Regions from separate parts of the Homo sapiens genome. Here region 2 is linked to region 1. Evidence: chromatin loops called from intact Hi-C (ENCODE). Cell type or tissue: GM12878. All regions are shown on one strand. Links, peaks and the distances in the headings refer to the core of each region. The heading gives the core; the rest is flanking DNA. Region 1 overlaps SH2D4B (SH2 domain containing 4B). Region 2 has its middle 390 kb from the start of LINC02655.

The links. Peaks named below come from ENCODE experiments on the same cell type or tissue, not always from the same donor. Only the 100,000 strongest peaks of a DNase experiment are listed, where the experiment ranks them.
Region 2: it touches region 1 in a loop (2.2-fold over the local background); 1 of 110 quality-filtered maps calls a loop at or near these places.

What each region holds. Positions count from the first base shown.
Region 1 is chr10:80,591,783-80,608,288 of GRCh38, forward strand. It overlaps SH2D4B (SH2 domain containing 4B), which reads left to right. Exons shown (of 8, transcript NM_001388272.1): 5 at 11,797-12,013. Among named protein-coding and RNA genes, the nearest start is that of LINC02655, 50 kb to the right of the region's middle. In GM12878, for the core only: CTCF peaks have their summits at 5,065 and 7,810; DNase peaks (open chromatin) are centred at 6,569 and 7,739; H3K27ac peaks cover 477 bases.
Region 2 is chr10:81,026,987-81,043,492 of GRCh38, forward strand. No RefSeq gene overlaps it. Among named protein-coding and RNA genes, the nearest start is that of LINC02655, 390 kb to the left of the region's middle. RefSeq lists an enhancer at 2,069-2,570. In GM12878, for the core only: no CTCF peak of the experiment used is centred there; DNase peaks (open chromatin) are centred at 4,985, 7,519, 8,637 and 9,485; H3K27ac peaks cover 1,272 bases.

The sequences.
Region 1 (16,506 bases), core at 4,190-12,189:
AGCCACCATGCCCAGTCCAAACTGGCTTTTATACAGGCCTGCTCTCTTGATAGCTAACCAACTCCCATGATGACCCATTAACCCATTAATACATTAATCCATGAAAGGATTAATCCATTCTTGAAGGCAGAGTCTTCATGATCCAATCATCTCTTAAAGGTCTCACCTCTTAACTGCCACACTGTCTTCCAAAGTGACTGCACCATTTTATATCCTTATTAGCAATGTATGAGGGATCTAATTCCTTGACGTCCTTGCCAACCCTTGTAATTTTTTGTGTTTTTTATTATAAAAGCCTTTCTAGTGTGTGTGAAGTGACATCTCATCGTGGTTTTGATTTGCATTTCCTTAATGACTAATGATGTTGAACATTTTAAAAATGTGCTTTATGGCTGTTTATATATCATCTTTGGAGAAATGTCTATTCCAATTATTTACCCATTTTTGAATTTTTGTTGTTGAGTTGCCAGAGTTCACTATATATTTTGGATATTAATTTCTTATCAGAGATATGGTTTGCAAATATTTTCTCATATTCTTTGGAGTTGTCTTTTCACTTTCTTGATAGTCCTTTGAAGCACAAAAAATTTTAATTTTGATGAAGTTCAATGTATCCATTTTTTTGGTTGTTTATGATTTGTGTCTTACCTAAGAAACCATTGCCTAATCCAAGGAAGGTCACACTGGCTTACACCTATCTTTGTTCTAAGAGCTTTATAGGTTTAGCCCTTACATTTAGGTCTTTGATCCATTTTGATTTAATTTTTGTGTGAGGTAGGGTTCCTACTTAATTCTTTTTCATATGGCCATCCAAGTTGTCCAAGCACCATTTGTTGAAAAGACTATTCTTTCTCCATTGGATGGTATTGGAACTCTTGTTGAAAATCAATTCACCAAAAATATGTCTGTTTCTGTACTCTGTCTCTCTGTCTCTTTTTTTTTTTTTTTTGAGATGGAGTCTCACTCTGTCACCCAGGCTGGAGTACAGTGGTGTGATCTCAGCTTACTGCAAGCTCTGCCCTATGGGCTCAAATGTCTATCCTCCCATTTCAGCATCCTGAGTAGCTGGACCACAGGCATGCACCACCATGCCTAGTTTTTTTTTTTCGTATTTTTATTAGAGACAGGGTCTTGCCATGTTGCCCAGTCTGGTCTTGAACTCCTGAGCTTAAACGATCTGCCTGCTTTGGCCTCCCTAAGTGCTGGGATTACAGGCGTCAGCCACCATGCCTGGCCTGTTTCTGTACTTTCAATCCTGTTCCATTGATTTATATGTCTGTTTCTTATGCCAGTATGACATAGTCTCGATTACTGTAGCTTTCTTGTACATTTTGAAATTGGGCAGTATGAGACCTCCATGTTTGTTCTTCTTTTTCAGGATTATTTTGGTTATTCTGAGTCCTTTGTATTTCCATTTCCATTTTAGAATCAGCTTGTCAATTGTTGCAATAAAGGTAGCTGGAATTTTGATAGTGATTACATGAAATCTGTAGATCAATTTGGAGAATATTGCTATCTTAACAATATTTAGTCTTCCAATTCATGATCACAGAATGTCTTTCCATTTATCTAAGTCTTTAAAAATCTCTTTCAATAATATTTTATAGTTTTCAGTGTAGAAGCCTTGCCCTTGTTTTGCTAAGTTTATTCCTAATGGCGTATTCTTTCTGATGCTATTATAAATAGAATAGTTTTCTTAGTTTCATTTTTGGATTGTTTATTGCTAGTGCATAGAAATGCAATTGACTTTTGTATATTGATCTTGTATCCTGTAACCTTACTAGCCTTGTTTATTAGCTGGAATGTATCTTTTTGTGTATTCCTTATGATTTTCTACATACAAGATAATTTCATCTGCAGATAGAGATAGTTTTACTTCTTCCTTTCCAGTTTGGATTCCTTCTATTTTGTTTTCTTACCTAATTGCTCTGGCTAGAACTTCCAATACTATGTTGAATGGAAGTGGCAAAAGGCAGCCCTCTCTTGTTTCTCATCTTAGAGGTAAATTTTTAGTCTTTCACTATTTTGTTTTGTTTTGTTTTTTTGAGACAAGGTCTCACTTTGTCACTCAGGCTGGAGTGCAGTGGCATTATCTCAGCTCACTGCAGCGTCAACTGCCTAGGCTCAAGTGACCCTCCTACCTCAGTCTCCTGAGTAGTTGGGACTACAGATGCACACCACCACATCTGGCTAATTTATATATATATATTTTTAGCGACGGGGTTTTGCCATGTTGCCCAGTCTGGTCTTAAAACTCCTGAGCTCAAGAAGTCTGTCCACCTCGACCTCCCAAAGTTCTGGGATTACAGATGTTAGCCACCATTTAATATGATGTTAGCTGTGGGTTTTCATACATAACCTTGGGTTCAGGAAGTTCCATGCTTTCTTAGATTGTTGGGTGTTTTTATGATGAAAGGGTGTTGGATTTTATCAAATGCTTGTTCTGCATCTGTTGAGATGATCATATGTTTTTTGTTCTTTATTCTATTAACGTGGTGCATTCCATGGCTGAGTTTCATATACTGAGCTAGTCTCACATTCCTGGGATAAATCCCACTTCTTTATAGCATATAATCCTGTTTATATGTTGCTAAATTCCATTTGCTACTATTTTGTTGAGGATTTTGCATCTGTATTCATAAGAGATATTGGTCTGCAGTTTTATTTTCTTTGATGTTTTTGTCTGGTTGTGATGTCAGGGTAATACTAGCCTCAAAGCACAAGTTGGAAAGTGTTCATTCCTCTTCTATTTCTCATGATGAATTTGTAAAGAGGAATTAATTTTTCTTGAAATATTTAGTATAACTCACTAGTGAAGACATCTAGTCCTCGGGTTTCTTTACGGGAATTTTTTTTGATTACGAATTTAGTCTCTTCACTTGTTATGAACCTTTTTCTCTTGAATAAATGCTCACTGAATTCCTGTAGGCCTTTGGTTAATTTCTAACAATCTGAGAAAGTTGGCTCTGAGGATTTTCCAGTGTTTTCATTGTTTTATGGAAGAGAGGATTTTCAGAGGACCTTAATTCACCTTTTCCACTGATACCTTTTTAAGCTGACATATAATTAATTTGGTGCCAGTCCTAAAACACCCAGAACTTCTGGGACAAATCTGGGGCCATAACTGGGCAGTTGGGAAGGTGGATGGGTGGAAAGTATTTAATTTTGTGTTGAATCTTTTTTTATTCCCAGTGACCTAGCATGTAATCAAATGCTGGAAAAGGAATAAACCAAACAGCGTCTAAAAAAAAAATTAAAAAAATTTAAAATTTAATTTTTATTTTGTACAATTTTTGCACCATGAGGCAGTTGCAATTTTTAAGACACCAGTGTTCCTTCTGCTTCTCAGCATTGATGTCTCAATCAGATTTTCTTAGGTCTCTTGGGCCCTGGCAGACCAAGGGCTGTGTGCCCAGGCCCAGAACAGAGATTATCCTGTATGCAGATGCCTCAGAGTAGCAATGCCAGCACAGTGCAGTGCAAGCCTCATCTCTCAACCAGGTCTTCTGTTTCTCTCTCCTAGGGACTTACTGTTGTATTTACAAAAGAGCTTGAAAACTGGGCTGTCTTTGCTCTCCAAGCTCCCTTATGGCTGCTGTTTTCACATATGTTTATGCTGAAGCCCACTAGGTAAAGAAGGTGTGAGCAGCTGGCCCGGGTGAGGAAAGTGAGGGGGCCCATGGTCCCTGGTCCCCTGAATCTTCCCCGCTTCAGGGACCCCTCTGTGAAACCCTTTGGGCTGTGTGTAATATATTTTCAACACTATTGCCCTGGCCTAGTGGCTGCCTTTAGCTTGAGATTATTTTTTCTATTAAGGAAAGTTCCCTTCCTACCTGAGTGACTGCTGCACTCAGAGGCTCTTTGAATCAATGAAAGCCTAAGAGATTGTGCTATTCAGATAAGAGTCAAATCTCAGGCCCACTCCAGCAGTGTAAGCAGGGGACAGACTCCTCTGTCCTCTCCTCCTGGAGTACCAGAGTGGCGAGTCCACCCAGTTCTTCAATCCCTCCTTAATAGCGTGTTCAGGGAGTAGTCCTATCATTGGTTTATGGGAGATGGAAAATGATTGGTTCTCTCTATTTGGAATGAGAATGGAATCACATTATGGAATGCATGTGTATGCAGTTGAAATTACAGTGGGATTTTGCTTTTAAGTCTCCATTCCTTGTTACTTGGGTATTGGTGTGTCCTTGGGCTGGGGAGGGAAATGTGGGTGGGGTCTGTTTATATTCAGGACCATGCCTCCTTTTCTCTGTTGACCTCTTCCAGCCTTGGGACCTGGGTTTCACTGTTACCAGTTACTTCTTCCTTTCAGAGTTAAAATTATACAAATGCAACATTGTGGTCAAAGCTCATTTTTTATCTGGGGCAAGCTCCTAGGCGATGCCTCAGGGGCATACGCTCAGGAGAGAGTGTTCCCCTTGCTCATTGATAACGTCTGGGCAGCTGCTGTTGAACTATTTCATGCCCATTCACACATGGGTTGGAGTTGTTTTAAGAATTGCCAAATACTGCTAAAAACTGTGCCCTCACTAAATTCATCTGAATGCCCCAAACCCTGAGAGTTCACAAAGCCTTAGGACAGTCATTGCTCATGAGCCGAGAACAGCCTCATAGCAGAGCATTGGCATTTCTACTGTGTACTGATAAGGAATCTCAGGCTCAGACTCAATAGGGAGGTCGGGGCATCAGGCGCAAATGAAGGCTTTTCTTTTTCCTTACTCTTGGCCTAGTGTTCTGGCCTGCAGCTTAGGTATCTCCAAAAGCAGCCTGTAGGAGGGATGTCTTTGGTCATTGGCCTCACAGGCCTCCAGGGGTCCATGCACAGGTAGTTCCTCATGGGTTCCGTCCTGTGGAGTTACTGCTGGGCATTCCAAGGACTGCCGAGGGGTGGCTGAGGTTGCGGGAACACTAAGCAGACATTACAGTCTATAACAAGTTTGTTTGAAATAACAGAATAAAGGCAGATGGAGGCTCTATCTTTACTGAAGTTCAGTGCTGGTGCGTAGCTCAACATTGATCTTACTCGCAGAACGTTTCCCTGCAATGCTTCCTCCTGCCGCTTGGGGGAGATGCTTGTCATCTGCACCCAGTTAAGACTGAGGAGCAACAGTATACGCTTGGCCTTCGGTATTCTTGGGTTCTGCATCTGCGGATTCACTCAACCTCTGACAGAAAATATTTGGAAAAAAACAATAAAAAATAACATAACAATAAAAATAAAAATACAGTATAGCAACTATTTACATAGCATTCATATTGTATTAAGTATGATAAGTAATCTAGAGCTGATTTAAAGTATATGGGAGGGTGTGCATAGGCTATACGCAATCCCTACACCATTTTATAAAAGGGGCTTGAGCATTCGCAGATTTTGGTATTCATGAGAGATGGGGAGTGGAGGAGGGGTTTCCTTGAACCAATCCCCTGAGGATGCCGAGGGACAATTGTACATCAATTGAGCTCCTACTGTATGCCAACCATTGTATTAGACATATTTCCTCCCCTCAAAATCTCAGCCTGGAAAAAGAGGCTTACATGCCCGAGTTACAGTTCAATAGGTAGGTGTGCCAACATAGGTTTGTATAAAATACATGGGGAGGCCAGGCACAATGACTCATGCCTGTAATGCCAGGACTTTGGGAGGCTGAGGCAGGTGGATCACCTGAGGTCAGGAGTTTGAGACCAGCCTGGCCAACATGGTGAAACTCCATCTCTACTAAAAATACAAAAATTAGCCAGGCATGGCGGTGTGCACCTGTAATCCTAGCTACTTGGGAGGCTGAGGCAGGAGAATCTCTTGAACCCGGGAGGTGGAGGTTGCAGTGAGCTGAGATCGTGCCATTGCACTCCAGCCTGGGCAACAGAGCGAGACTCCATCTCAAAAATAAATAAAATAAAATAAAATAAAATAAAATACACGGGGAGAGAGTGAATCCCTTTCAGAAGGGAGAGCATTTGGAAAGGCCCTGCAGAGGAAATGGCATTTGGTTCAGGGAAAATGGGTGGGCGAAGAAGGTGGGACAGGGTGTCATAGCAGAGGGAACTGTGTTGAGCAAAGCAAGATCATTGTGTGCATAGGTCATGGCACGTGTTGCAGTGTGGTGGCAGCCTGGGGTTCTGGTGATGAAAAATGAGGCTTGAAAGATAAGATGAGAAAGAGTTTAAAAAGCATTCATTTAAATTCAGGATGAAAGAGGAGGCAGGTGGAAAGAGGAGGCAGAGCAAAGGTTTATACTGACAAAAAATCGTGAACCATTACAAAGTTGTCACCCGAAGCTACTGCAGTGTGTGGGAAGGAGCACTGGACTGGGAGTCCTGTGCTAGCTCTGCCCACTTACTAGTGTGGCCTTGAGCAAGCTCTTGCTCAGTTGCTCAGTTTCCTCATTTGTAAAATGGGGTTAATCATGTTGAGCTGAGGCCTGTTGGGAGGGTGAAATGAGAGAGAGGAAGTAACAGTGCTTTCTAAGTTGTAAAGGTCTGTGTTCATGAAGTGCTCTTCTTTTTTAGCTACACAATGGGACGGAAAGTTAAGAGCAGGGCTGGTTTCTCATTAGGGATGGAGAATGGAAATCGTCTGGCCCAGGAGCTGCTTGATTGCTCATTAATGTACGGTGTGGCAACTGAAAATGGGAAAGCCTCTGAAAACAGAAAAGATGTGATCATTCAGGCCCTGTGGTTTTAGTTCCTCATCTTAGCCTTTCTTAAAGAATGATGAGTTAAACTCCAGAGCCTGTCATTCACATTCAACAAAACCATTCTGCACTCAATTAATTTAATATGAAAGATATAGTGGGCCATTAATCTATGGGGGAGCAGCAGTTTTTGATAAAACACCCAAATTAAATTTTCCAAGTTAGAAAAAAGGGAAATTATCCCATTTAGTATCACTTGAATACCATTAGTTATTCAGTTCAACAGAGAATTCAGTCAGTTATTCAGCAGAGCTCTGGCTTCTGAGACTCTCTGAATACATCAGGCACAGAAATTCATTTCATAGTTTTTCAACTGTGAACTTGTAGGAGTGTGGAGTTAGATAACATCTAGTTGCCCAGAGATTTAGAGATGAGCTAGCCTGACTTGAGAAATGATATTATTTGTAAAAACTGGACATTTATCATTGCTACTGTTACTAGGTTAGAAATGTAAGCAGGACTTTGGAGTTGTCAGAGGGACTTGTGTTCACCTGTGGCTCCTTGACCTGTGTCATTCTGGTTGTGGCCTTTAACCAACAATCTGCACACTGGTTGTCTCACTTCTTGCCAGGTTTTTGACAGAGCGGAGTGGGAAACGTGGGCTCAGGCCCAGGTCAGGGTCCAGTGATATGGGTTCCATTTCCTTTCTTCTTAAAAAGGAGTGCGCACCAGAGTCGGGGTCAGTGATACTAAAATGCTGTAGGCTTGAGACAGGTAGAGCCGGAAGGGGCTAGTGGGGGTAGAGTCTGGGCTGGGAGTGGAGTGGGCACAGCAGAATTTTGGGCTGGGAGGACAGCTGAAGGAGAAGACAGAAGAAGGGCTTTCTCTATCCCTTGATGGGATGGGACATCGTGCAGTTTCTCCTTGGACATAACTGACTTGAAACTCTCCTTGAACTCTAGGTGCCACATATTTTTGGTGTTATAACTCAGAATAATGCTAGCCTGAGCTCCCATGTGGCCGATTAGTGTCCTGCTTAGGGTCCTCTCTCCTCTTGAATTAGCTCAGGAATCCCTGGGGGCTTTATGGTTCCCCAAAGCTGAGTCATTACAACATTCACATGGGTGTGAAGTGCTCTGGTCTTAAGGAACTCCTGCAGTGGCTCCTGGAGGCCACAGGGGGTCACTGTTGGCAGCCATCAGGCGTTGCCCGCAGGCTTCAGGACCACAAGGGTGGTTGGCTGCCGACCTCAGAAGCCTTGGATAAGGGTTGAGAGAGCCCTTTCCCTTGGCCCAAGTTTAGCTGTTGTCGAACTTTGCTTACCTCGTCTTGAGTGCCAAACCCATTCTTCCACCAAGGGACCATGGCTCCAGCAGGCCGAGTCACAAAAGGCCTGTGTGATACCCTTCAGCATCTCGGCTGCCTGTTTTCCCTCCCTAGGGGTCAGAGGCTTTTCCTGCTCACACTTGTTTTTTCCATTCTCTGACAAGAGACCCTGACTCCACACATCTCCTCTGCTCCCACATCACTTCCCCACCTCCACTCAGGGATGGACCCTTTCTAAAGGTGCCATTTCAGCTTCTTTATCTCACAGTAAACACGACAATAACAGATAATATTTAATAAACCTAGCCCATGCCAGGGCTTTCCAAGCCCGCCATGTACTGTCCCATTTACATCTCAGAGCAACCCAGTCAGGCCCCCACTTTATGGACAAGGAAAGAAGGTGTAGATAAGGTAATTCAGGTTGCCCAAGATCACACGGAGCAGAATTTAAACACATGCACTTTCACATACAATTCAAATCTTTACTGATTTCTTTCCCCATATTATAGGATGGTTCATTAATTTTCAGGGACATTGTTCTATTCACCCAAGGGATTACTACAAATTAATGTTGCTTTGAAGCATGGAGTTTCTCTGCAGGATGTAACCGGATCATCTGAATTCTACAGGACACTGAGCTTTTTCTGTCTGGGCAGGGGAGTAGGGTGGGCCTGAGATTTCTGAGCTGACCCGGTTGGTCTGAGTTGGTGAACACAGCTGCACAGAGGCAGGTTTGTAGCTTGGTGGGAGCGTGGTGGAGCTACAGTGCAGAGTGGCATGTGTGTGTGTGTGTGTGTGTGTGTGTGTGTGCTGGGGAAGGAGCCCACTGAGCTGAGAAAGTAAGGAAAGTAGGCAGGGCACTTCTCAGGGCCTTACCTGGCAGGCCAAGGTGTTTGTATTTTCTGTGTGCAGTGGGAGCCACTGAAGGCTTTTGAGGAAGAGAATGGTAAGATTAGAGCTGGGCTTTAGGAGAATGGGTTTAATCTTTGTGTGACAAATGGCTCAAGGCCCCACCTGTCTGAATTCCAAAAACCCGGCTCCCTAGTCTGCATACGATTTCCTTCTGTAGCCTGCCTGCCTGTCTGTCACTGAATGTCACTGTCTCTCAGGGGCTGTAATCTTCCAAAAGTCACGGTCCTTGTAGGGCACGAGCTTCTAGTTTTTAGTTTGCAGTCAAATGTCTGCAAAGCCCATCCCGGGGCATCCTGACCTTGTTGGAGCCTTTCGTCACAATACAAGGCTGGTATCATGGTGTTCTTAGGGTCTGGAACTTACAGACCTCCCTTTTGAGTTTTAGAAGCCGCAACATACGGATGTCTTCTCAGGGCCACTTGGCAGACACAAGGCCCTTCCTTGAGGAACACAAAAAGTGGAAGGCCAGAGAGAGGGGTGTCTTGGAGTCTTGTAACATAAGGAGTGACAAACCACTGAAACCTCAGTTTTCTCTCTGGAATGGCCTCTTCCCTTTTCTTTCTCTGGAAAACTCTTATTGATCTTCCCACACCCAGTCAAATTATTTCCTGTGATGGCTGCTGGCTCCCCAGCAGAATGCGAGGCTGCTGCCCCTAAGCTCTGACAATACTTTATTGGTCTCTTTTTTAAATGATGCTCACTACTTTCTTCATTATGCTAGAGATATTTGTTGGTCTTATTTTCTCAACTTGCCCCTGAGTGCCTTGAAAGAAGGATTTGCTTCACTGTTATCTCTGTATCCAACTCAGGGCCTAGTGCAGCACTAAATACTTAAATTGAGTCCAATCAGTCATACAAAAATACGTATCGCCTGCCGACTGTGTTCTTGGCACTAGAATATAGCAATGAATAGACCAAAGCAAACTCTCCACCTGCCCTCGTGGAGTTCACAGCCTAGTGGATATTCTGTATGGGACACCCATGGGGGCACTTCCATAAATACCTTCTGAGGGACAGACTTCATGCTGCCTTCTTCAGATCTGGGAGATGTTCTGTTCCCAGAAAGGGTTCTTTGACAACTTGTGAAGTAGAAATGCTTTCTTTCAGGAACAGGTCTACTGACCTTTATCCTGCAAATACTCACAGTGCAGTTCTTGGTAGGTGCCTGCTATGCATGTCTTGAGTGGCACTGGAGTAGAAAGAAACTAAGATTTTACTCTGAGAAGAGAAGGTGACTCACTAGGGCTGGGGCATTAGCCTGGTGCAATTAGAAGAACAAGGCCAGCAAGAGGTTTTTTTGCAAAATAGTTGGATTTTAGAGGCAGATAGGGGCCTGCCAAGATGCAGTGAGACTACAAAATAATTGGTTTTAATTCCAGAATTTGCCTCTAATGGGTTTTGTTCCCTTTCCGGCATTTTCCAGGTCCCAGAACTCCCATTTGAGATTTAGAAGCACAGATATCTTTTCAAGGCCACTTGGCTGAGACAGGGCCCTTCCTTGAGGAGCACAAAAAGATGGAAGAGGTCGTGCGTGGGGGTTCACTCTTATAACCCCAGTACTCTGGGGAGGCCAAGGTGGGAGGATTGCTTTAGCACAAGAGTTCAAGACCAGGCTGCACAACATAGTGAAGCCCTGTCTCTACAAAAAATTAAAAAACTTAGATGGGCATGGTGGCGCACACCTGTACTCTCAGCTACTCAGGAGGCTGAGGTGGGAGGATTGCTTGAGTCCAGGAGGTTGAGGTTGCAGTGAGCTGTGATCGCACCACTGCACTCCAGCCTGGGTGACAGAGTGAGACCTTATCTCAAAAAATGAATATATACACATCTATTAATATATGTGTATGTGAAGACAGAGGGCTAGAGAGCGGGGTGTCTTGGAGTCTCGTAAGCTGTTAGAGTTAGCAGAAGATCCTCTTCCCCCTCCCTGCCCACACAGTCACCTACCAGCTCTCAAGGTCATGGGAAACCAAGAAAGGGTTCCAGAACTGGGACACCAGTGTTTCCAACAACTCATCTTGTGGTAGCAGGAAGGACAGTTTCTGGCCTGGTCCATTAACCCAGTTGGGCAAATTGCTGTCCTTCCTTGAGCCTCAGTTTCCACATGAATAACATGAGGAGGTTGGGCCAGATGGTCTTTAAATGCTCCTTTGTTTTTTAGTAGGAAAGAGCTCTGGTGTCAGATACACAGGGTTTTAAATCGAAGGTAGCTGCTTGAGTGGTGGGACCACGGGGTGGAAAGAACAGTGTGGGTTTTAGAGCCAGGCACACCTGGGTTTCTGTCCAGGCTCTGCTCCTTATGAGCTGATTTACTTTGGGCTAGTTACTTAACCTCTCAGAGGCTGGTTTCCTCACCCATAAAGCAGAAATAATGATGTTCCCTGCCTGGGTGGTTGGGGGAAGTCCCTTAGTGAGATAATGCAGGGAAGGCACCAAGCCCAGGGCTTGGCATTGTCAATGTGGGTGACGGTGGTAGTGTCTGGAGATGCTGGCCACCTTGACGGGTGAGCTGAGTGGGCAGAGGATTTGAGGAGCTGCTCTGAGCAGGGCACTCCCAGGAAGAAATAGATAGGGAGATGGAAATTTCCACCCCAAGGTGGCTTGGCCATTCTGGAATGGCGTCACAGGAACAACCAGACAACCCTAAACCGTCAGGGTATCTTTACCTCTGTAGGGACAGGCTTGCCCTAGGGGTGCTGCTAGGGCTGGGCGGGGCCTGCTCTGTCATTCTGGGTTCTGAGCTTCCTTGCAGCCAGGTGAATCCTGAGGTTCCTGGACTATTAGGTTGGTGCAAAAGTCATCGCGATTTTTTGCCACTACATTGCAATTACTTTTGCACCAACCAAATACTTCCTGTCCCAGCTGGCGCAGTGCACCGCCTGGGCTGCGGATCTGGGCTAACGTGCTGTCTTCCTCTTTCCAGTGCGCCGGTCCAAGGCGGCTGATGAGGAGAGGAGCCGCCGAGCCCAGCGCGCCCGGGACGAGTACCGACACCACTCGCTCCGTGCTATCCAGAAGGGCACGGTCGCTGGCCTCAGCTCCATGTTCCGGGAGCTTGGCCAGAGCCATGAGCAGGAGGCAAGACTCTACCACCACCTCCCCGACCCGGGTCTGCCGCAGCCCCTTGCCCTGCCGGTCAGGTGGGTCCAGGCTCCGTGTTGGTGTGGTTGGGGCAAGGGCCTTGGATTAGGGCATGGGACACCGGGGTCCCCGTCCCGGGTCTGCCCCAGATTTGCTGTGTAGTTTGGGGCTAGCATTTCCCCTCTGGACTTCAGCCCTAGTCTAGGGTAGGAGAGGGAGGAGAGATGTGGGAGTTGGAGATTTGTAATAACTTTGGAGTTCTGGGAGCTTTGACCTTTTTAAGGTCAAGGATTCCTTTGAGAATCTGAAGAAAGCGGTGTACCTTCTTCCCCCTCAAATATGCATATATAAAGATCTAGAATGTTTGCATACAATTTGAGACTCTAAGGGCCTCCGGCTAAGAACTTGTAGTGAGACCTCAGATGGGTAAAGCATGGCCGGGCAGCCTGGACACCAGGGCTTGCTGCCTGTCGGAGCCCCAGGCAAGCCAGTTTTTCTCCAATTGGAATAGTAGGTTTGCAGTTTAGCATGGTTGGTTGCAGGCGGGTCCTCACACACATTTGTGTCCCCTGAGGGTTTGTTTGGCAAGGGCACTTAGGTGACTGTCCGAAATTGCCAGGACCAAAGGTTAGGAGGTTGCAGGGAACCTCTCTTCTTTCTACCTGCCCCCACCTTAGGCCACCCCAAGGTTTGGCCTCTCTCCTCTTGGGTGCCCTCCTTCCCTCATCATTGTTGAACAACCACTGTCCCCAGGAGGGCCAGAGGCTGGGTGGTGAGCACCTGCCTGCTCCTTTAACCTCAGGTAATCTGCAGAAGAGTCCAGTCACCCCCAGATAATGAAGGGGTGTCTGAGTTTTGCTTTGCCTCTGCCTGCAGTCTAGGGACAGTTGATGTCTTCATTTCTTCCCCTCCCCCCTTCCCACCCTTTCCTTTCTTGTCAAGTATAAGATTCCCAAACCAGAAGGTTTAAAAAGGTATACTGAGAAATGGCTGACTCCCTCTCTCCCTCCATCTACTCCACTCCCCCTTCTTCCAGAGGTCACTACTGTTCTTAGTTTTTTTTTTTTCTTTTTTTGAGACAGAGTCTTGCTCTATTGTCCAGGCTGGAGTGCAGTGGCGTGATCTCAGCCCACTGCAAGCTCCGCCTTCCAGATTCACTCCATTCTCCTGCCTCAGCATCCCAAGTAGCTGGGACTATAGGTGCCCGCCACCACACCCAGCTAATTTTTTGTATTTTTAGTAGAGATGGGGTTTCACTGTGTTAGCCAGGATGGTCTCGATTTCCTGACCTTGTGATCTGCCCACCTCGGCCTCCCAAAGTGCTGGGATTACAGGCGTGAGCCACTGCGTCCGGCTCTGTTCTTCGTTTTTTATGTATCCACTCACTTTGTTTTTGCAGTTACCGTCATGAAAGGCCTTATTCCTCCTCTTTTTTTTTTGTGGAAAAGTTTGCATTTTATGCATGGGGTTCTGCACTTTGATTGCTTTCCCCTCATTTAACTAGTTTTTAGAAGGCTTTTCATATCAATTCTTATATTATCTATTTAGGCTTTTTTTTTAACAGGTGCATAGTATTCTATACAATGTGCTGTAAATGATCTTTTTATTGTGTTGTCTTTTCCTTATTGAGTTCTAAGAACTCCTTACATATTAGGGAAGAGGATTCTTTTGTCTGTGATAAACATTTTTTCTCAGTTTGGCACTTATTTTTTGATTTTCATATGAAATTTTTTGTCATGCAGGAATTCTTGATTGTTACAAGGTCAAATTTTCTTTTATATCTTCTTTTTTGTTTTGAGACGGAGTCTCACTCTGTCTCCCAGGCTGAAGTATAATGGCACCATCTTCGGTCACTCACTGCAACCTCCGCCTCCCAGGTTCAAGTGATTCTCCTGCCTCAGCCTCCTGAGTAGCTGGGATTATGGGTGCGTGCCATCACACCCGGCTAATTTTTGTATTTTTAGTAGAGACAGAGTTTCACCATATTGGTCAGGCTGGTCTCGAACTCCTGACCTCAGGTGATCCACCTGCCTTGGCCTCCCAAAGTCCTGGGATTACAGGTGTGAGCCACCACACCCGACCTCTTTTATATTTTCTAAATTTGGGGGCATAGTTAGAAAAGCCATCTCCTCATCTATGCTTTTTAAAAGAAACCTAGAATTTGTCCCTCAGGCCCATTTGATGGAGCCACATGGACCATGGTGCAACCTGGCTCTGGGCTGGCTTTGTGCAGCCAATAGGGGAGCAGTGGCCTCATCCAGAGTGAGCCTCAAAGGGGACAAGCAGCTGTGCATACAGGGCAGCAGGCCCAGGCAGTGAGAGGGCCCTCCTACCAGCCTCTCTCCTATAGCCGCCCCATGGGACGGGTGCCCATGGCCTCACTGCTGTCACCTCTGTGGCGCCTGTCAGCACACCTCATCTGTTTGTGCTAAGAGCAGATGCATGCCGCTGATGGGAGGAGAGGTTCAGATTCAGGAGTGAGGCTTTGGGCCAAGTGGCCTCGTGGAATACACATCTAGTATTTATACTCTTTTTTTTTTTTTTTAGTTTTGAGTATTTATTATCCTTATTTTAATAAAATTTATTTAATTGCACATTTATTAGATTTAACTTTTCTAAAAAAATTTGAGACTGAGTCACTCTGTCACCCAGGCTGGAGTGCAGTGGTGGTCCGATCCTGGCTCACTGCAACCTCTGCCTCCCAGGTTCAAGTGATTCTCCTGCCTCAGCCTCCCAAGTAGCTGGGATTACAGGCGCGCGCCAGTACACCCGGCTAATTTTTTGTATTTTTAGTAGAGATAGGTTTTCACCATGTTGGCCAGGCTGGTCTTGAACTCCTGACCTCAGGTGATCCGCCCACCTCGGCCTCCCAAAGTGCTGGGATTGCAGCCATGAGTCACTGTGCCCGGCCTGTTACATTTATCTTTTAATGATGGCTGTGTTTAACAACTGGCTTAGAAAATTCCTGAAAATTTAACAGTCAGCTCTTGTGGACCAGTATACAAGCTGCTCACATATCTTTTTACCCAGGCCCTACTCTTTACTGCTGGTATGACTTTGGCTAGTAATTTCAGTGCCAGTATCTATACTAAGGAAATTATCTGCAAATTGGAAAAAGCGCAAAGATGATTATCATAGCATTATTAATAATGGCAAAAAGTCAGAAGCAATGTAATTGTTTACAGTGAATTTTGGTTAAGTCAATTCACTGGAATGTTTTCTGAAAATAAAAGTGACTCCTTTGAAGGGTTTATAACAAGGGAAAATGCCATAGATTAGCTGAAAAAGAAAAAAGAAGTGAAAACTGTCTAATTTATATAGAATGATCAAAATTTTAAGGTATATAAATGTAGCATTTATATTCTGGGGGAGTCAGATTCCCTGCTTAGAAACTCTCTGCTTAGAAACGAATTCAAATCGACTGCTTAGAAACAGAGGGACAAGAGTGAGTGAATTTATTTTTTGCTGTTACATATAACTTCCTATTGCCTTCTAAGGAAAGCGAGTCCTAGAAACTAGAGGAGTTTTTCCACCGAGCACAGCTATTTTTTGGGGGATGCAAATGTGGAAGAAGAGGCTGGGTGAAGCAGGCTGCCCTGCACTGCTTAATGAAGAAGAAAGACATCTGAGGTTACTGAGAAGGAAGAGTGTGAGGACTGGGAACACAGGCTGGCTCTCTGTAGGGCTGTAGGGGGTAAAGGAAAGCCCAGAGTGGCAGCGAGTGGGAAGACAGGGGCTGGAGGCCAACTCCACAGATGACAGCTGTAAGCCATGCAATGTAACCTCACCCTCTGTCCTTCCAACATCTTTTCTCAAATCTACAGTGTTCACTACTGTGTGTGTGCATGCATGTGCATGTGTGAATGTATTCAGTTTAGGGCGAGTAAAGAAATGCCCCACGGATTTATTCTGGGCTTATAAGGAGGTACGCTGAGCACAGTGTCAAAGTGAGGGTACAGGGCAAATATGGAGACCACATGAGAGGACAGCTGACATTGATTTTATAAAAAACAAGGATAACCATGAATTCTAAATGCCAGTACTATTAGGTGGATGACAACAACAAAATAAGAATTTACCAGTCTCCTGTCACTCAGTTGGAAATGGCGAAGAGGCTTTGGTTGTTCAAGGTGGGCTGTTGCCTTGTTCCTCAGATGCTGTATTGTTATTATTATTTTGAGACAGAGTCTTGCTCTGTTGCCCAGGCTGGAGTGCAGTGGCACGATCTCAGCTCACTGCAACCTCCGCCTCCTGGGTTCAAGCGATTCTCCCGCCTCAGCCTCTTGAGTAGCTGGGAATACAAGTGCCTGCCACCATGCCTGGCTAATTTTTGTATTTTTAGTAGAGATGGGGTTTCACCACAACTCCTGTGCTTTTGTAAGGCAGAACCAGGACAGTGAACAGAGAGAGAAACCGGAGAACCTCAATTTGCTCTGGAAATGGCTGAGATTTCCTGCCCAGAAAATAGAAAGTATGACAGAGGAAATGGAGGTGGAAGGAAACAAAACCGCACATTGGTAACTATGGATGGAATGGGTGAGGGACTGAAGGC
Region 2 (16,506 bases), core at 4,979-12,978, 440 kb after region 1:
TTTGTAGTTATTTAATGAAATCCATATTCTTATTTATTTTTTTCTCTCTTCTCTCAAAAGCTGAGATAATATATAATGTTTCCTACAACGATGGTAATTTTGCCAATTTCTGTTTCTATTTCTTACAAAGATTGTTTTATCTATTTGAAATACAGCAAGATTTTTTTTTTTCCAAAATGGCAGATAAGGGGCTTTTTGGTGCCTCAGTCATTTGGAAATAATGATATAATGTATAAAGGTCAATGCTGTGAGCTTTAATGCAAGAAGGAAAATGGGAATCCACTGGAATTGTGAAGGACACACCAGGTCCTGGGGAGGAGAATATGGGCAAAGAGCCCCTGTGATGGCATCCAGCTGATAAAAGTGAGTGAAGCTCCAGTATGCAAAAGAGGCAGAGAGCTTCCCTCTGTGATTCATCTTTCCCCTGGGGATCCAAGCAATCCAGGCTAAGGGAGAGCACTTTGTTTCTCCGAAGCTGTGGAGCTAACTTGGAGAGAGCCTTAGAAATGCTGTGAAAGAGAAACACTGGGAAAAGCTGCAGGCATTTCCCCAGACCTGGGATGCTGAGCAGGATGCCATTTTTAATCCAGGAGCATACAAAGTTAGTCATTCTCTGGTGACCTGGCAGCATGGCTGTGTAGTCAGTTTTGGGCCAGAGATTGGAGCACTTGCTCTAGAGTGGGGCAGATCTCGTGAGACCCATTCACTATCACAAGAACAGCACAGGAAAGACCCGTCCCCATGATTCAGCCAGAACTGTGGAAAATGCCTTAGCAGTAGGCACTGGAATTGTGCTATTCCCTGTTGCGGGCCTACGGCAGGAGAAAAGTTACTACAGCAGCAGTTTCTCCTGGATGATGAGACTGGTAGCCAGGACCAGCTTGATGACTTGGAATAGGTCTGCATTAGTCATTCTGGGTAGCCCAGCCTGCTCCCCTGAGACTGTGGTGCAGCAAGGTCCTCTCTGCTCCACCTCCAGGCAGAATTTGAGGTATTCAGAGCATTCAATTTTCTGGACCAGCAGCCTGGGCATCCCCACTCTTCATGGACATAGATAATGGTGCAGTGGGGCCTTTTCATCTCTACCCGCAGGCAGAAATCCAGACATTTGGAACACCCAATTGTCTGGACCAGCAGCCTGACCCTCCCCACTCTTCCTCTGCATAGATTGTGGTACAGCATGGCACTGTCTACTGATTGTAGGTCAAATTTCATAGCCCAATATAAAACCTTCCAACAAACATGTATAGGGGTACAGAAACAAACCCAAAAGACCCTACTCAGCATTCTCTGTAGGTACACTACATAGGGAGAAAGGGAAATGGAAAGAAGGAAACAATAATATAAGGAAAGAGAGAAAGGGAAAAAAATCCTACCTGCATGAAAATAATTACAAAAATTGAAAGTGTTAACATCTCCAGATGAGACAGAACCAGAGTAAGAATTCTGGCAACATGAAAAATCTAAAGTAGTACCACCACCAAAGGATAACACAAGCTCTCCAGCAATGGTCCCTCATGAAAATAGAAACTCAGAAATGAAAGATGAAGAATTCAAAACATGAATGGTGTATTAGTCCATTTTCATGCTGCTGATGGAGACATACCCAAGACTGGGCAATTTACAAAAGAAAGAAGTTTAATGGACTTATAGTTCCACATGGCTCAGGAGGCCTCACAATCATGGCGTAAGGCAAGGAGAAGTAAGTCACATCTTATGTGGATGATGGCAGGCAAAGAGAGAGCTTGTGCAGAGAACCTCCCATTTGTAAAACCATCAGATCTTGTGAGACCCATTCACTATCACGAGACTAGCACAGGAAAGACTCATCCCCATGATTCAGTCATCTCCCACTGGGTCCCTCCCACAACACGTGGAAATTATGAGAGCTAAAGGTGAGATTTGGGTGGGGACACAGGGCTAAACCATATCATCGGCCTCTGGCCCATCCAAATCTCATATCTTCACATTTCAAAACCAATCATGCCTTCCCAACAGTCCCCTAAAGTCTCAACTCATTTCAGCATTAACTGAAAAGTCCACAGTCCAAAGTCTCATCTGAGACAAGGCAAGTCCCTTCCACCTACAAGCCTGTAAAATCACAAGCAAGTTAGTTACTTTCTAGATACAATGTGGGTACATGCATTGGGTAAATACACCCATTCCAAATAGGAGAAATTGGCCAAAACAAAGGGGCTACAGGCCCCATGCAAGTCCAAAATCCAATGGGGCAGTCAAATCTTAAAGCTCCTAAATGATGTTCCGTGACTCCATGTCTAACATCCAGGTCATGCTGATGCAAGAGGTAGGTTCCTATAGTCTTGGGCAGCTCCACCCCTGTGGCTTTGCAGGGTACAGCCTCCCTCTCAGCTGCTTTCAGGGGCTGGTGTTGGCTTTTCCGGGCACATGGTGCAAGCTGTCAGTAGATCTACCATTCTGGCGTCTGGAGGACAGTGGCCCTCTTCTCACAACTCCACTAGGCAGTGCCCCAGTAGGGACTCTGTGTGGGGACTCCCAACCCTCATTTCCCTTCTGCACTGCCGTAGCAGAGGTTCTCCATGAGGACCCTGCCCCTATAGCAAACTTCTGCCTGGGCATCCAGACATTTCCATACATCTTCTGAAATGTAGGTGGAGGTTCCCAAACCTCAATTCTTGACTTCTGTACACTCACAGGCTCAATACCACATGGAAGATGGCAAGGCTTGAGGGTTGCACCCTCTGAAGCCATGGCTTGAGCTCTACAATGGCCTCTTTCAGCCACAGCTGGAGCAGCTGGGACACAGGGCACCAAGTCCCTAGGCTGCACACAGCATGGGGACCCTGGGCCTGGCCCATAAAACCGCTTGTTTCTCCTAGGCCTCTGGGCCTGTGATGGAAGGGGCTTACACAAAGGTCTCTGACATGCCCTGGAGACATTTTCCCCATTGTCTTGGTGATTAATATTCAGTTCCTCTTTAGTTTCTGCAGCTGGATTGAATATTTCCTCAAAAAATGGGATTTTCTTTTCTATTGCATTCTCAGGCTGTGAATTTTCCAAATGTTAATGCACCTCTCAAATTTTTTTTATACTGTTTCCCTTTTGAAACTGAATGCCTTTAACAGCACAGAAGTCACCTCTTGAATGCTTTGCTGCTTAGAAATTTCTTCCACCAGATACCCTAAATCATCTCTCTCAAGTTCAAAGCTTCACAAATCTCTAGGGCAGAGGCAAAATGCCACCAGTCTCTTTGCTAAAACATAACAAGAGTCACCTTTGCTACAGTTCCCAAAAAGTTCCTCATCTCCACTTGAGACCACATCAGCCTGGACTTTATTGTCCATATTGCTATCAGGATTTTTTCTCAAAGCGATTCAACAAGTCTCTGGGAAGTTCCAAACTTTCCCACATTTTCCTGTCTTTTTCCAAGCCCTCCAAACTGTTCCAACCTCTGCCTGTTAGCCAGCTCCAAATCACTTCCACATTTTTGGGTATCTTTTCAGCAACACTCAACTCCTGGTACCAATATACTGTAGTAGTCCATTTTTATGCTGCTGATAAAGACATATGTGAGACTTGGCAATTTACAAAAGAAAGAGGTTTAATGGACTTACAGTTCCACATGGTTGGGAGGGCTCACAATCATGGCAGAAGGCAAGTAGAAGCAAGTCACATCTTATGTGGATGGTAGTAGGCAAAGAGAGAGCTTGTGCAGAGAAACTCCTGTTTTTAAAACCATCAGATTTTGTGAGACCCATTCACGGGAAAGACCCGCCCCCATGGTTCAATCATCTCTCACCAGGTCCCTCCCAAAACATGTGGGAATTATGGGATGAGATTTGGGTGGGGCTACAGATGAGATTTGGGTGGGGACACAGTGTCAAACCATATCAGACTGCAAGTAGGTTTAATGAGATCTAAGACAAGGTTGGGAATCAGCACAAAGAAATTTCTAAAGCAATCCAGGAAATGAGGGAAGACAGAAACCTCACATAAAAATATTAACCTTTAGTGTAAATGGTCTACATGTCCCCACTTAATAGTCACTGCATGGCAAGTTAGATAAAAAAAATGAGACCCACCCATCTGCTGTCTTCATGAGACCCATCTCACATATAACAACACCTAGGTTCAAAGTAAAGGGTTAGAGCAGGCCTATCATGCAAATGGAACACATAAAAATGCAGGGTTTGCTATTCTTGTGTCACATAAAACAGTCTTTAAGCCAACAACAGTGAAAAAGGACAAAGAAGGGCATTCTATAATAATAAAGCGTTCAGTTAAACAAAAAGGCTTAACTCTTCCAAATATATATGCACCCAACAATGAAGCACCCAGATTCATAAAACAATTACTACTAGAACTATGAAAAGACTTAGACAACCAGACAATAATAGTCAGGGACTTCAACACCCCACTGGCAGCATTGGACAGATCACAAGGGGAGAAAACTAACAGAGAAATTCTGCATTTGAATGTGACACTTGATCAATTGGATCTAATAGACATCTACTGAAGACTCCACCCATCAAACACAGAATATATATTCTTCTCATCTGTACATGGAATAAATTCCAAGATGGACTACGTGTTTGGTCGTAAAGGAAGTCGAAGTCCCAATAAATTTTAAAAAATTGAAATCATACCAACCATATTCTCAGATCACAGTAGAATATAAATAAATATATATATTAATACCAAGAAGATTTCTTGAAACCATACAATTACAGGGAAATTAACTTATTTGCTCTTGAATTACTTTTGGGTGAATAACAAAATTAAGGCAGAAATAAAAAATTATTTGAAACGAAAACAGACACAAAACATACCAAAATATGTGGGATGCAGCAGTATTAAGAAGAAAGTTTATAGCACTAAATGCCTATTTCAAAAAGTCAGAAAGATCTCATATGAATGACCTAACCTCACACCTAGAGAAACTAGAAAAACAAAACAAACTAATACCAAAACTACTAGAAGAAAAAAAACCCCACTAATATCAGAGTGAAACTTAAGCAAATTGAGACACCAAAATACATAGAAAGAATACATGAAACCAAAAGTGGGTTCTTTGAAAGGATAAAGAAGATCTAAGAGTGCTAGGTAGATTAACAAAGAAGAAAAGAGAGAAGATTCAAATAGCCAAATCTGAAATGAAAAAGGTGGCATTACAATTGATCCCACAGAAATACAAAAGATCACGAGAGATGCTTATGAACATCTTTATGCACACAACTAGAAAATCTAGAGGAAATGGATAAACTCCTCCTGGAAATAATCTCTCAAGATTGAAGCAGGAAGAAATGGAAACCCTGAACAGCCCAACATTGAGTTCCAAAATTAAATCAGTAATAAAATACCTGGTCAGGCACAGTGGCTCATGCCTGTTACTCCAGCACTTTGGGAGGCTGAGGCAGGCAGATAACTTGAGCTCAGAAGTTTGAGACCAGCCTGGGCCATATGGCAAAACCCTGTCTCTGCAAAAAATACAAAAATTAGCCAGGCCTGGTGGCATGGGTCTGTAGTCCCAGCTACTTGGGAGGCTGAGTTGGGAGGATTGCTAGAGCCTAGGAGGTTGAAGCTGCAATGAGCCATGTTTGTGCCCCTGCACTCCAACCTGGGCAACAAAGTAAGTCCCTGTCTCAAAATAAAAACAAAAACAAACCTACCAACCCCCAAAAGCCCCAGACCAGGTGGATTCACAGCCAAATTCTAACAGACACAGAAAGAAGAGCTGGTACCAATCCTACTGAAACTATTCCAAAAAATCAAGGAGAAGCTATACTTCCTTAACTAATTCCATGAAGCCACCCATTCTGTGATCCCTGATATCAAAATCTGGCAAAGACACAACAAGCCAATATCTCTGACAAACATAAACACAAAAGTCCTTAGCAAAGTACAAGCAAATTGAATCCAGCAGCACATCAAAAAGTTAATGAACCATGATCAAGGCATCTTCATTCCTGGGATGCAAGATTGGTTCAATATATGCAAATTAATTAATGGGATTCACCTCATAAACAGTATTAGAAACAAAAACTATATCATCATCTCAATAGACACAGAAAAAGTTTTCAATAAAATCCAACATCCATTCATGCTAAAAACTCTTAAAAAAATAGGCATCCAAGGAACTAACCTCAAAATAATAAGAGCTATCTGTGACAAACCCACAGCTAACATCATATTGAATGAGCAAAAACAAAGCATTCTCTTTGAGAACTGGAACAAGAACAGAATGCCTGCTCTCACCACTCCTACTCAACATAGTACTGGAAGTCCTTACCAGAGCAATTAGGCAAGAGAAAGAAATAAGAGGCATCCAAATAGGAAAAGAAGCATTTAAACTATCTCTGGTCATGATATGATTTTATACCTAGAAAACACTAATGGCTCTACCAAAAGGTTTTTGGAAGTGATAAATGACTTCTGTAAAGTTTCAGGATACAAAATCAATGTACAGAAATTAGTATCATTTCCATACACCAATAACATTCAAGCTGAGAGCCAAATCAAGAATGCAATCCTATATATAGTAGCCACAAAAAAATACCTAGGAATACATCCGACCAAGGAGGCGAAAGATCTCTACAAAAATAACTGTAAAACACTGCTGAAAGAAATCATAGATGACACAAACAAATGGAAAAACATTCCATGTTCATGGATTGGAAGAATCAATCTTGTTAAAATGGCCATACTGCCCTAAGCAATCTACAGATTCAATGCTATTCCTATTAAACTACCAAGGTCATTTTTCACAGGACTAGAACAAAAAACTATTTTAAAATTCATATAGAACCAAAAAAGAGCCCAAGTAGCCACAGCAATCCTAAGCAGAACGCAAAACAAAACAACCAAAAAACAAAAAGAAAGAAACAAAGCTAGAGGCATCATACCACCCAATTACAAACTACACTATAAGGCTACAGTAACCAAAACAGCATAGTACTGGCACAAAAATAGACACATTAACCAATGGAATGGAATAGAAAACCCAGAAATAACACTGAACACCTACAGCCACCTGATCTTCAAAAAAAGTTGACAAAAATAAGCAGTGGGGGTAAGGACTCTGTATTCAATAAATGGTGCTTGGATAGCTGATTAGCCATAGGCAGAAGAATGAAACTAGACCCCTACCATTTACCATATAGAGAAATTAACTCAAGATGGATTGAAGATTTAAATGTAATACCTCAAGCTATAAGAATTCTATAAGAAAATCTAGGAAACACCACTTTGGACATCAGCCTTGGGAAAGATTTCATGATTAAGTCCTCAAAAGCAATTGCAACAAAACCAAAAATTGACGAGTAGACCTAATTAAACCAAAGAACTTCTGCACAGCAAAAGAAACTATCAACAGAGTAAACAGACAATCTACAGAATGGGAAAAATATTCTCAAAGTATGCATCTGACAAAGGTCTGATATCCAGAATCAATAAGAAACTTAAACAATTGAATCAGCAAAATCCAAATAATCCCATTAATAATGGGCGAAAGAAACAACAGACACTTCTCAAAAGGAAACATACACACGACCAGCAAGCGTATGAAAAAATGCTCGTCATCACTAAGCATCAGAGAAATGCAAATCAAAACCACAGTGAGATACCATCTCACATCAGTCAGAATGGCTAGTAATAAAATGTGAAAAAAACAGCAGATGCTGGCAAGGCTGTGGAAAAAAAGGGAACTCTTACACACTGTTGGTAGGAATGTAAATTAGTTCAGCAACTATGGAAAGCATTCTGGAGATTTCTCAAAGAACTTAGAACTATCATCAGTCCTGTTACTGGGTCTATACTCAAAGAAAAATAAATTGTTCTACCAAAAAGACACATGCACTCATATGTTTATTGTAGCACTATTCACAGTAGCAAAGACATGGAATCAACCTAGGTGCCCTTCAACAGTGAATTGGATAAGGAAAATATGGTACATATATACCACAGAACACTATGCAGTCATAAAAAAGAATGAAACTGTGTCCTTTGCAACAACATGGGTGCAGCTGGAGGCCATTATCCTAAGTGAATTAATATGGAAACAGAATACAAAATACACATGTTCTCATTTATAAGTGGGAGATAAACAATGGGTACTCATGGACATTAAGATGGCAACAATAGACACTAGGGACTCCAAAAGAAAGGAAGGAGGGAGAGGGGAAAGGATTGAAAACCTAACTATTGGGTACTATGCTCAGTACCTGGGTGATGGAATCAATTGAAGTCCAATCTCAGCATCATGTTTTAAGGAGGTTCTTGTAGTCATAGGGTCTATACTAGTTTCTTATGAGAAGAATATGTGGGTACTTCAGGGAAGGTGAGTAGGTGAATGTGATGTTTGAACTTCAGATGGAGGGAGGTTTATATTTTTCCAGGTTGTCCAGCAGGAAAGGAAAAATATTTTAGAGAGCAACTGACTCCCCGTGTCAAGGCCTTTTGGGGAATGACATGTTGTTTGGGGTGGCTTATTGAAGAGTAGAGGTACAGAGAGAGTTGGAACAGGTGAGAGGTGGGTTTGCTGTTCACAGGGCAGAGAGAGAAGAGTGAGTAGTCAGTGGCTATTCAACATGTGGAACAAGCTGTCATGCTGAGCTGTGTATCATGAAGTTTCAGAGCAGAATAGAAGACAGTCTTACCTTATCACGGCGAAAGCAGAGGCACTTTGTTTCAAAGATGAGAAAATTCAAGCTCTGAAGGAAATGGAACCTGGCTAAGATCACACAACTGTGAAGTTCTGAGCTGCGATTTCAACCCAGGTGTGTCTCACTGGAATGGAGCCTCTTCAAGGCAATGCCCTGTGGCGATAGGAGGTACATGGCCAAGCTGCAGGAAAGGGACACAAAGGAGAGAAATTCTTGTGTTGGACAGAGAAATGGCCATCTGTGCAGCCATTTTTGGGGGGATGGATGTCTGATGGGGGTGCTAGGGTAGAGGCAATGCCGGCAGGGCCAAGGTCCTAGAAGAAGTGTACTCACAGTCATACCTGTGGGGTATAGGTGCCAGAAAAACATAACCATTCAACAGAGTAGTTAGAGTGTTTTTAGCTGCTTGTTAAGAGCTTAGTACTGTGATTATGAGGATTTATACAACCATCATTCAGCATTTTAATTTAAACACTGGAATGCACATGAGATGACAAGCCCCCTTTCCTATGAATGTTCTAGAGGAAGGTGGCATCAGATGGGAGGAAGACAGCACTCAGAAGGTGTGAACTGAGGGTGGGGATGTGGAAACTTGGTCTGAAAGATCTAACGTTTTGGGAGTGGGTAGCAGATGGAGTTGTAGGGAAATGTGAGGAGACTCTGGGAGCCTTAGCAGCTGGCGAGGTTGGGAGGTTGGGGCAAGATCTTTATAAGAGATTTCCACCTTGAAAAATTCCCCATAGTAGGTGTGACCCAAGAACAGCGTGGGAAGCAGTGTGACAGACGCTGGGCTGTGAAGTCTCTATCCTTGTTACCATGGCATCTGCAGAAATGTTGTACTATATACAATAGCCTCCTGAGAGGTTCAGGGGAAATAAGAAAAATGTGGTTATGTTCTGGTTTTGGTTTGCATCATCCCCAGATGCAGAAAAATGTGGGTAGATGAACAATTCAGGCAGAACCAAAAATCAACTAGAGGAAACAACAACAACAACAATGAACTCACAATGATGAGTATGCCAAAGGAACACAAGAACCAATTGAAAATGTTTCCAGTGCCCAAAGTTAGAGTAATCTGAGTAAATACATAATTAAAGCAATATTGAATTATAAATCAAAGTATAAAATAAATAATAGTGAGTTCATACTGATGTAAATAACGATTAAATAAATGAGTGGAGAAGAGACAAATGTCTCATACAGAAGAATTTTAAAAATTTATATAGATATTTCACCCTCAAGGAAGTGGAGCATATTCCTTACTACTTAAGTATGAGGGACACACATGTCCTTCCAAAGAGTAGTGTATGGAAGTCAGGCAGGGAGAACGAGTTTACACTTTAGAAACATGCAAAACACTATCTCATAGGTGACCAAGGTTAACATTAAAAGTGACAAATTATGTTGATAGTACCATTTATATGATGTCATAAGAATGGTGCTTACTTCTGTGGTCTTCCTTCCCCAAACTCTTAACTCCAGTCTAATCTTGAGAGAAATGTCAGACAAAGCCAAATTGAGGAACATTTTACGAAATACCTGACTAGTACTCCTCAAACTGTCAAAAACACCAAAAACAATGGAAGTCTGAGAAACTGACACAGTCAAGAGGAGCCTAGGGAAACGTAACAACTAAGTGTAATGTGGTTCCTGGATGGCATCCTAAAACAGAAAAATAACATTAAAACTAAGGAAACTGAATACAGAGAAAGGACTTTATTTAATATTCACCAATGTGAATATATCAATATTTATCCACAAATTATAACCAACATGTCATACTAATGTAAGATGTTAATAATAGGGGGAAACAGGTGTTGAGTATATATAATATCTTCACTTTTTTGGCAAATAGAAAACTATTCTAACATTAAAAGTTTATTAAAAAATGATGAATTTTTGCCATAACATATGAATAATTACACTAAGTATAAATGGTCTAAGTCTACCAATTATAAGACAAAGATTAACAGGATGTAAACAAAAAAATGACCCAACTGTATGTTGTTTAAATACATTGATTTCAAATATCATAAGTAGGTGAAAGCAATATAACAAGCAAACATTAATCGAAAGCAGGAGTAACTGTATTAATATCAGATAAAGTAGACTTCAGAGCAAAGAAAATTGTCTAAGATGGAAAGGAATATTATTTAATGATAAAAGGGTCAATCTTTTTAGAAGACATAGTAATCCTTAATGTTTATTCACCTAATATAAAGGCTACAAACTATATGAAGCAAAAAGTGATATAACTTAAAGGAGAAATAGACAAATTTACAATTATAGTTGGAGTCTTTAAAATCCCTTCTCAATAACTAATTAAACAACTTAGACACAAATTCAGCAAAGATATATAGGAACAAGTTCAGATGCCGCCAACAACCAACAGGGTCTAATTGCATTTATAGAACACTCCACTCAACCACAGAAGAATACACAGCCTTTTCAAATTACCACAGAACATATTACCAAGATAGAACATATCCTTGGCCATAAAGCAAACAATGAGAAATTTAAAGGAATTAAAACCACACAGACTGCTTTCTTTATCACAATGGAATCGAACTAGAAATCAGTTGCAGGAAGACAATGAGAAAATATCCAAACACTTGGAAACTAAACAACATACTACATAATAATCCATGAGTCAAAGAAGAAGTCTTAAAGGAAAATTTAAAAGATACATTGGACTGAATAGAAATGAAAATGCAACATCTAAATTTGTGGTATTAAGCTAAAACAATGCTGTGAGGGAAATTCATAGGACTAAATGCTTATATTAGAAAAGGGTAAAGTTCCAAAATCAATAATCTAAGTCCCTCAAGAAACTTAAAAAAAAAGTCAAAGTAGACCAAGCAAGCAGAAGGAAGAAAATAATAAAGATAAAATTATAAATTAACAAAATTGAAAACAAAAAATTTTTAAAAAATCAGTGAAACAAAAAGCTGCTTCTTTGAAAATATCAATAAAATTTGCAAACTTCTAGCATGACTAAAAAAAGGTGACACAAAATGCTAATATTAAGAATGAAATAGCAAATATTACCACAGACTCTGAAGGAATGGAAAGAATAGTAAGGAAATACTGTAAACATCTTTACACCCATCAATTTAGCAACTTTGAAAAAATGGACCAATCCTTAAAAACACAAACAACCACAATGCATTCATTATGAAATGGATAATTTAAATAGCCATGTAATTATTATGGAAATTAAATTCATAAGTAGACACCCCTCAAAAAGAAATCTCCAGGTTTAGATGGTTTTACTAGAGTATTTTACCAGATGTTTAAAATAGAATTAACATCAATTCTACAAAGTCTCTGCCAGAAAGAGAATAATCTTTTATGAGACCAGCACAACATGATACCAAACCAAACCAGATTAAAAAAAGAAAATGACAGATCAATATCCCTCTCAAAAATAATGCAGAAATCCTTAATAAGACATTAGTGAATTTAGCAATATATAAAAAGAATTATACATTATGACCAAGTATGCTTTATTACAGGGGTCAAGGTTGTTTTAATATTGTAAAATTAATCAATAAAATCATATTAACAGGCCAAGGAACAATAACATGATTTTATCAACAGATTCAGAAAGAGCATTTGACAAAATTCAACACCCATTCATGACAAAAACTCTCAGAAATCTGGAAATAGTGGTCAATTTTCTGATCTTGATAACAAATATTTACAAAAAACTTAACGGCTAACATTATAGTTAATTACTATGACTAAATGTTTTTCCCCTAAGAACAGAAAAAAAAAAGGTAAGAATGTCTGCTCTCACCACTGCTATTCAGTGGTCATGCTGGAATTTCTGGCCAGCACAATAAAGCAAGAAAAAAAAAAAGGCATACAGATAAGGAAAAAAAAAAAAAAAAAAAGAAACTGCCCCTGTTTGCAGATGGCATGAATGTGGAAAATTCAATTAACCAAACTCTCTTAGAATTAATTAGATAAGTTCAGCAGTCTCAGGACACAAGATCAACATGCAAACATCAACTCTATTTCTATATTCTAGCAGTGAACCTGTTGAAACTGAAGTTAGAATACCATTTCATCATTAACCAACCAACCAAACAAAACACACACAACTTAGTTGAAAACCTAAAAAACATGTCCAGGACCTTTATGCTGTAAACAAAATGCTGATACTAGAAACTAACAAATAAAAATCTAAATAGACATACTGTGTTTATGGATTGAGTCAGTAAAAGAGAGATGTCAATTATCTGCAAATTGATATTCAGGTTTACCAGAGCATTCTCTCCTTCCAGTGTTAACTTCATTTCAAAGGGGCTAAAGACCCAGACAGCAACTTCCTGCCTTACTCCCACAATCCTAAATCTTTAGCATATTTTTGTAGAAATGATTACGAACAAGAGGACAAAGAAATTACTCTGTATCTCAACCTGTAATTTTTCTCAAAGCAAAAGAGTTGGAAGGCAAAGTTTCCCTCTCAATAAAGTTATTTAAGATCAAGTCAGAAACCCCTTGATGGTGGTGGAGGCGGGGAGTTATGGCTGTTCTTTGACTATCCTTCCCACGTTTATCTAATCTCTGGAAGGTAATGATAACCAGAAACATCATCATCATCATCATCATCATCATCATCATTATGATAGCCGCTTGTGCTATGGGCCCACAACCTGTGCTAACTACTAACCCCATAAGGCCAAGAGGACTTACAAAAATTGCTCAGATTCGTACGGATTGTTAATAGCATCAGGAAAACTCCAACTTGGGTTTCCATGATTACAAAGCCAGTGAACACCACCAGTGGAAATCGTTAGAAATATATTTGTATTTATTTTTATCTTACCTATTTCTTCTGTCCATTTCTATTGTTTGCTATATAATTACATAACATAACATTAATACGATTATATATTAAATTAATAAATAATTAATGGAAATTGAGATTAATTAATTAATTAAAAGTGAGATTTTTAAAAGGTTTCCTTTGTACGAAATTATATAAAATCTGGAAAACCACTCTAAACTGCACTGTCCTGCCCTCTTTATGCTGGTTTCTATGTCCTTATATAACTCACCTGTATATGTCATCCATCAACACCCCAGTGATGAGTAATAATTCTAATATGCAAGGTCTGTAAGTGAGAAAGCTGAGCATTATGATTAAATGGCTCTACATCTCCATTTTTCAAAATGTGTTTGTTAACATGAAGCAGAACAATTTTCTGCACCCACCTTAGAGGTCCCACTGTGTAGTGCTCTCCTATCTGAGTTGTATTCTTCAATATTTGGTGTGATTAACAGTGGGGGTAGGGCTCACACTCAAAACAACATACTGCTTTGCCATTTCTCCTATGAATTCTTGAAGCAATGAAAGTCAGAAAAACATTGTCAGGATAGGGTCATAATAAAAGGCCCTATTGAATGCTGTTCTCCTGAGCCTATAAATTCAGTGAAGTTTATTGTTCTGATCTTGAGTCCACAGATTATGCTGTTTGCTTTAAGGCACTAAAGAAGCAGTCAGTTTGAGCAGCAGTAAAATTTCTGCAGAATAAACAAACTCATAAACTGGCATTCTACAACTTCCTTCCACTGCACTATTTCGCCATGGTTGTTTCACTTCAGGATCACAGTGGTAAAATGATGCAAAGTACAGACTGACTTCTAGGATTTAAAAAGACAAGATTAGCATTTCGACAATACCTAACAAATATCTCCTAACTTAAAAATTTTCAAAATATTTCAATGATGTATCACTCTCTATGGTAATAAGCACAATGGTCCAGTGGTATTTTTAGTGACTTGGGCAGCTTTGTAGTCTGTGAGCAAGTGCATTTCAGGCGATTACTGCAACAGGACTGTGCTGTTCTTGGCTACTGTTGTGATTAATTGACATTACCCAGGAAATGCACAGCTGAAGGTAAGAGATGCCGGCATAAATGTGGCACCATAATTTGTAATTGGTGTGTGTCTTCCCTATATATCTCCTTAGCATCCCTTTCCTTTTAAGCAGCTACAGGGCCCTTTTATAATTCAGCATCTGTGTAAATCTGAGATTCTCTGGTCTTTTGTAAAAGCCCAAACCATTTGAAGAGAGACTGTAGGTGTCCCAGAGGGGTTTGAGTAAAAGAGAATGACTGAGGAAAATGAGAAAGAAAGTCAAGTTTTCTTCCCCAGCCTGAGAAGGATATGAGCAGCCGAGAACAGTGCTCAGCGTTTTGGCTGTGCACCAGGAAGGTGGGAAATTGTTGGTTGGCTAGGATGAATATTAAGTTTGCTGGGCTCAGAGCCCAAGTATTCACAGCCCAGCCTAAGAATCTGTGTCCCAAATGTGTCAAAGGAGCACCAGAACCACTGAAGGAACCTTATGTGTGCAAAGCCAATAAATATGTTGGTGGTTTCCAGTGTGGACAGATGGCTGGTGACTGGAATGGTGTCCTCAGTACCTTTAAAATGTGCCTCGAGAACAAGCCCAGCACATTTAGCTTGGGAACTGGAAAATGATTGGAAGTGATTTCCCCAAATCATGATGAAAGCTTGCATGCCAGAATTTGCAGGCTGTTGTTCACATCAGCTATAAGATATTCTTTTCTTATACCCTTAAGATCTGCAACAATCACTATCTTCCTAAAGACATTCACTTCTATGATAATACTTTCCAAATCTCTTGTAAAATACATCTTTTCTGTTGTACCTTAGATTCCACTTACGACTTCGTTTATGTTCCATTTCAAAATACTTTGTGGTATTCTTTTTGATATTGCTTGCATTATGTAAGTATGCATATTGCCTGCTTTTAGCATTATTTATCTCTGCCTTTTACTGGGGAGTCTGATAGCTTATTCTGTTTATTTTATTTCCCAGTACTTGAAATAGAGCCATAAGGAGCAGCATGAGGGGGCTTATATTAACATACACATACTGACACTGAAAAGAGCAGAAGAAAAGCAAAAGATGAAGACCAAATGCCAAGACTGTTTTTCTCTTATAACCTAGAGCATGTGTGTTATAGTGGGCGTATCATATTTCATTGAATCTGTCTAAGGTATTGTTCATTGTACAGTCATTGTTTTAGGTACTAATAAGAAAGAAAATATGCTGCCAATAAAACTGATACAATGCTTCCTTATCACTTAAAATTTTTGTTTTCTACTTATTGGAGGAAATCTTATAGTTACTTAACTATAGACTTTTATTGTATGTCACTCTTGTACATGCATAAAAAAGAAAGTAAAAGTGAGATAAATGAGTTACCCTATTCTGAAGCTTCTTCACTTCTAGCATCTGACTTTCCTGAATTACCTTCTAACTCAGAGTTATCAAATTCATGGGCAACATTTTTCTAGCGAACACCCCATTATTATCTCGGAGTTCTCTCCCAGTAAGCTGATGTTGCCACTTTTCATGTTTGCTCATGCCAAAGAAATGGCAACTACATCATAATTGTCATCTGCCTGCAACAATCTTAAGATGCCATATTGTAATAAGCACTTCTGTTTTAATTATATTACATATTTTAAAAGAATGTGTGCATAAAAAGTAAGGAAACATGGAATTAACAGTTTCCATAATTTGTTATAAAATAGATTCATGACATAGGAAAATTATTCTGTAGGATTAAAAAAAGACCTTTTATTTTGCTTTCTTCTTACACTTTTATTTTCAAGGCAAAATACAAAGCCTTTTCTTTGTATTTCATTTCTTTAAAGCTTTCAGAAATGTTATAGCCCATGAATATGGTGAAATGATTTGCCACTGCAATGGTTTAATCAAGATTCCCGTTTACATTAGGTGATAACTATTTAAAATTCTCCCATTGTTGTTCTGTAGATACAAGGGATGTGATGAGAAGTAAATGCAAATAAAGGTTATAATATGT